Linked DNA regions of Homo sapiens: region 2 is linked to region 1. Evidence: read pairs that join two places in POLR2A ChIA-PET (ENCODE). Cell type or tissue: B cell. All regions are shown on one strand. Links, peaks and the distances in the headings refer to the core of each region. The heading gives the core; the rest is flanking DNA.

Evidence for each region. ChIA-PET counts read pairs that join two places held together with the same protein. Peaks named below come from ENCODE experiments on the same cell type or tissue, not always from the same donor. Only the 100,000 strongest peaks of a DNase experiment are listed, where the experiment ranks them.
Region 2: POLR2A ChIA-PET joins it to region 1 with 7 read pairs; 3 of 35 experiments call an interaction of 5 or more read pairs at or near these places.

What each region holds. Positions count from the first base shown.
Region 1 is chr11:72,957,537-72,960,458 of GRCh38, reverse strand. All of the region lies in intron 8 of FCHSD2 (FCH and double SH3 domains 2), which reads left to right. Among named protein-coding and RNA genes, the nearest start is that of ATG16L2, 140 kb to the right of the region's middle. In B cell, for the core only: no CTCF peak of the experiment used is centred there; no DNase peak of the experiment used is centred there; H3K27ac peaks cover 501 bases.
Region 2 is chr11:73,081,901-73,084,822 of GRCh38, reverse strand. It overlaps FCHSD2 (FCH and double SH3 domains 2), which reads left to right. Exons shown (of 20, transcript NM_014824.3): 3 at 1,083-1,128. Among named protein-coding and RNA genes, the nearest start is that of FCHSD2, 59 kb to the left of the region's middle. In B cell, for the core only: no CTCF peak of the experiment used is centred there; no DNase peak of the experiment used is centred there; H3K27ac peaks cover 2,072 bases.

The DNA.
Region 1 (2,922 bases), core at 150-2,649:
GACCTAGCAGATCTCTGCCTTTGAATCCATTTAAATCCAAAGGAGCAGCAGACTAGAGCATATATTCCATATGATATAGTTTGGATATTTGTTTCTTCCAAATTGCATGTTGAAATGTGATCCCCAGAGTTGGAGGTGAGATCTAATGGGAGGTGTTTGGGTCATGAGGGTGGATCCCTCATGAATCGCTTAGTGCCCGCCTCACAGTAATGAGTGAGTTCACATGAGACTGGCCATGGCATCTCCCCTCCCACCTTGCTCCCTTGTGACATGCCTGCTCTGCCTTCGCCTTCCACTATGACTGTAAGCTTCCAGAAGCCTCACCAGAAATAGATCCTGGCACTGTGCTTTTTGTACAGTCTGCAGAACTGTGAGCCAAACCTTTTTTCTTTATAGACTACCCAGCCTTACATATTCCTTTACAGCAGTGCAGAACAGATTAATACCCTATATTAATATGTGTTTGAAGTGTGTAGGTTTCTTCCTATATATCTGTGCTTTTAAAACCATCTTCCTCAAAGTTAGACTGAGGTCAGTGCATTGAAATATCTGAGGTATATTGATATCACACATACACACACACACACACACACACACACACACACCCTAGAAACTTAAAATCAGGGAAATTTGAAGTATAGTTCTACCTCTGCTCATCAGCATATAATGTACATGATCTGTCTTGATCTCAGTTGGACCAGTGCCTGACATTTAATATTAAATACTTCTATTGCTCCTTTCAGTAAACACATAGAAAGCTATTGGGAGCAGGTGCGTTGAAATGTCTATCTTAGCAATTTATTGAAACCAAGCCCACATTGTGTGGAGACTTTTTATTTCATGTGGCACCTGACTGACTGTAGAAGCAACCCTAAATTGACGGTCTCAGAGTAGACTGAGCCTTTCTGACTAAAAAGACTGTGGGGCCAGGCGTGGTGGCTCACGCCTGTTATCCCAGCACTTTGGGAGGCCGAGGCGGGCGGATCATGAGGTCAGGAGATCAAGACCATCCTGGCTAACACGGTGAAACCCCGTCTCTACTAAAAATACAAAAAAAAAAAAATAGCCGGGCATGGTGGCGGGCGCCTGTAGTCCCAGCTACTCGGGAGACTGAGGCAGGAAAATGGTGTGAACCTGGGGGGTGGAGCTTGCAGTGAGCCGAGATCGGGCCACTGCACTCCAGCCTGGGCAACAGAGCGAGACTCCGTCTCAAAAAAAAAAAAAAAAAAAAAAAAAAAGACTGCTGGATATATGAAGTGGAAAAGAAAGAATAACAGGGAAACCAGGATTGAAATTTCTAAAATGGGTAAAGAGTATTGACAGAATCATACAGACCATCTAAGCCTGTGAATCTCAAGTGGCTTGTCTCTCCTCTTGTCCTCCCAAGATTCTGATATGTAAGGAGATGTGTGTCCCATGCACGCATGGATGTACACACACACACACACACACACACACACACACATATCTTACTGATGAGTATATGTAATATCCTGTAGGAGTGCCGAAGCAAGAAAATAATTGAGAGACTTATCTATTCCAGTGCTTCTGTTTCCATAGATGGAAATGGGTAAGTTGTTTTGGCAGACTAGAATGTCCTTTTATGAAACAAGAGTCTGAATTTTGTGTTACTGTTTATTTTTTTCAACTTTTAAAAAGATTATTTCTTAGGGAGATTTGGTTAAAATAGATAACTTTTTTTCTTAAATCTGATTACTTTTAAGTGACTATAGATAAAACTTGGGAAGGAGATAAGAGACCTTTCTCTGAAGGTAGATTTTTAATAAAAGGAGAAAGTGGAATTGGTGAACTTGAGGTCGAAACTGATGGATCAGTATAGGAAAATATTGAAATACTCACTTATTAGATTTTGTTCCGTGGTGTTTACATATAGAATCCAACAACTGTTTTTTGTTGTTGTTTTGTTTTGTTTTGTTTTTTTGAGATGGAGCCTTGCTCCATTGCCCAGCTGGAGTGCAGTGGTGCGATCTCAGCTCTCTGCAGCCTCCGCCTCCTGGGTTCCAGTGATTCTCCTGCCTCAGCCTCCCAAATACCTGGTACTACAGGTCAGCACCACCATGCCCAGCTAATTTTTATGTTTTTGATAGAGACAGAGTTTCACCACATTGGCCAGGCTGGTCTCAAACTCCTGACCTCAAGTGATCCGCCTGCCTCAGCCTTCCAAAGTGCTAGGATTACAGGTATGAGCCACTGCACCTGGCCAGAACTTGTCACTTTTGCACTCTAGTCCTTAGCTCCAAAGGTTTTCCTCTGACTTGATTTAAAGCAAGCCATCTTTCCCCTTTGTAAAATAGTGGGAACACTTATTGCTGAGGTTTTCATGTGAAATGAAGCCAAAATATTTTAAGATTACAACAGAGTACATTAAAGTAGTTAAATGGTGAGGTAAGAGTCGTGTGTTTAGACATATATGTATCTGTAGATTCAGATATTGTATACATTTATCATTCAATAGAAATGAAGAATAGGTTTTTATGTTAACTTTTTAAAATAATTTATGTTTATATAATTCCAAACTTGTAGAAAAATTGCAAGAAAGTACAAACTCCTATATGCCCCAGTTAACATTTTGTTCTGTTTGTTCCCTCTCCCTCACTATATATTTATGTGCTTGTGTATATATAAATATCTATATCCATTATCATTATTCTTTTTCTGATCCATTTGAGAGCAAATCGTGAACATAATGCCTCCTCACCTCTCAATACTCCAGAATTTATATCCGCCATGCAAGATTACTCCCTTACCTAGCTATCCAAATCAGGAAATCAACATCAGCAGATACTACCATCCAAACCACAGACCCAATACACATTTTTACGAGATGTTCCAAAAATATCTTTTTTATTTCTGACTTGAGATCCAATCCAGGATCATTTATTAAATCTAGTTGCCATGTCT
Region 2 (2,922 bases), core at 262-2,761, 120 kb before region 1:
TCTACAATGCCTATGTTTGTAAGGTACACTGTTATTTTATATACCATTAAGATGGAGGAAAATACTGCCAATCATCATTAAAAGATGCATTCCAGTATCATAAATGTTAATACAGGTGAAGGATGTACTGGCTAAGCACGTTGGCCCATGCCAGTAATCCCAATGCTTTGGGAGGCCAAGGCAGGAGGATTGCTTTGAGGCCAGGAGTTCGAGACCAGTCTGGGAAACATATCAAGACTCCATCTCTACAAGAAGTATTTAAAAATTAACCAGATGTGGTGGTGTGCACCTGTAGTCCCAGCTACTTAGGAGGCTGAGGTGGGAAGATCTCTTGAGCCCAGGAATTAAAGGCTGCAGTGGGCTAGGACCTCACCGCCGCACTCAAGCCTAGGCAACAGAACAAGACCCTATCTCTAAAAAAAGAAAAAAGAAAAGAAAAGGGTATACCTTAGAATCTTTGAAATATAATACATGTATGGAAAGTGTGCTCTCATCATACCACAATTTGTAGTGGCCTTGTACATTGTTTTGTAATGCTTATAAAAAACTGGAGTGAAGGAAACATTTTGAGCATTTTTCATATTCAGAAGCCAATCAAAATTTGATTTTCACATTGTTTTCATTAGTTCCCTCTTACATTGGTTAAGTCCAGTAAACATCTTTAGTGCCTAATATATAGTAGCTATTCTTATAACAGTAGCCAACATTTATATAGGTTTTACTGTGTGGTAGGCACTATTTTGAGTGCTTTATGTATTTCAAGTAACTAAATTTTATAATATCCCTATGAGGTGAGTACTGTTATTATCCCCATTTTAGCAAGGAGGAAACTGAGGAAGAGAGAAGTCAAATGACTTGGCCAAGGTCATACAGCTAGTAAGTGGTACAGCTGGGGTTTGAATGTAGATCCTCTGACTGTAGAGACCAGGCTGTTAGCAGTATTCCTAAGCACATAAAGATGAATAAAATATTGTCCTTTCCCTCACATATCTTAACCAGGCAGTATTTGAAGGTGTGTTGATAGATTTACATTAAATTATTAAGTTATCCTTCTGGTAATTAATTTTTCTTTGTATTTTTAGGACATTCAGTCAGAAGAAGGCTGCTATTGAAAGAGAGTATGCACAGGTAAGCTTGAAATTGGAGGTCCCATTCTAGGTATACTTCTTTTCCGTGGCTTAAGGACAGAGATGGTTTTTGGAGAGAAGCCATATTATCCCTATGCCTTCCTTTTCTTGTTATTTCTTTCTTGTTTTTTTTTTTTTCTTTTTTTCTGAGATGGAGTCTCGCTTTGTTGCGAGGCTGGAGTACAGTGGCGCAATCTTGGCTCACTGCAACCTCCGCCTCTCAGGTTCAAGCGATTCTCCTGTGTCAGCCTCCTGAGTAGCTGGGACTACAGGTGTGTGCCACCACACCCAGCTAATTTTTGTATTTTTAGTAGAGACAGGGTTTCACCATGTTGGCCGGGATGGTCTCGATCTCTTGACCTTATGATCCGTCCGCCTTGGCCTCCCAAAGTGTTGGGATTACAGGCATGAGCCACTGTGCCCAGCCCTTTTCTTGTTATTTCTGTCTCATTTTGATCCCCCACTTTGCTGCCTTTGAATCATTATAAAGAAGGTTGTAAACCTGGAGGAGACATTATTTACTATATTTGTAAAGTATTTACAAGTATGAATAATAATACTTTTTACAAGTTTGTTGATTTATTCTTCTTTATATGCCCCATTCTCTGCAGTTTATGAAAGGTTAATTTTTCATCACGCATTTAGTTCTCATTATGACTGTGTTGATAAAGAGTAATAATGCTTTTAGTGGATGACATGGAGCTTTTCCTAGGGAAATTGAAGCATTTCCTTCTTTAATTTTACTTAGACCTTTAGTGGAGTCCAGATTACAAAATGTGACAAGAAAAAATTATGTTGATGTATCATTTTATGGTTGTATAAGAATTAATAACTATTCTTTCATGTACAAAGATAATTTGATACAGTTTGAAAATTTTGACCCTTTAAGCAATTACTTTATATGTGGGGGAGTATTCTAAAATTGTTATTTCCTTCTGCAAATTGTAAAAGTTGTCTTTGTAGCAAAAATTTTAAAATATGGGAGATTGTTAGAAGGAAAAATTAACATACAGTAAATTTTCTACATGGTAACCACTATTGCTGCTACTGTTTTTATTCTCATTATAAATAATGAGAGATTGGGGCATGACTCTTTTAGGCTTTGTCAGATTTTTTAATGAAATTCTGATTTCATTATAGTTAATTTTGTAGCTGTTTGCCTTTATTTTTGATTTGATAATCTTAGAAGAAAATCACCTATTCCTTGAAAGCTAGACAGAACTAATTAATTCATTGGTTCAATCAGTAGTTGTTGAGTGCTTATTGTGTATCAGGTGCTTTACATAATGAATAGCATCAGTTTTAATATTTCTGTTGAATGCTTTTTCTTTTCTTTTTTTTTTTTTTTTTTTTTTTTTTTGGGACAAGTCTCACTCTGTGATCCAGGCTAGAGTGCAGTGGTGCGATCTCGGCTCACTGCAACTTCCACCTCCCAGATTCAAGCGATTCTCCTGCCTCAGCCTCCTGAGTAGCTGGGATGACAGGCACACGCCATCACGCCCAGCTAATTTTTTGTATTTTTAGTAGAGACTGGGTTTCACCCTGTTGGCCAGGATGGTCTCAATCTCTTGACCACGTGATCCGCCTACCTCGGCCTCCCAAAGTGCTGGGATTACAGGCATGAGCCACCGCGCCCAGCCGATTTTTGTATTTTTAGTAGAGACGGGATTTTGCCATGTTGGCCAGGCTGGTCTCGAACTGCTGACCTTAGGTGATCCGCCCACCTCAGCCTCCCTAAGTGCTGGGATTACAGGCGTGAGTCACCGCGCCCGATCTTGAATGCTTTTTCTATGCC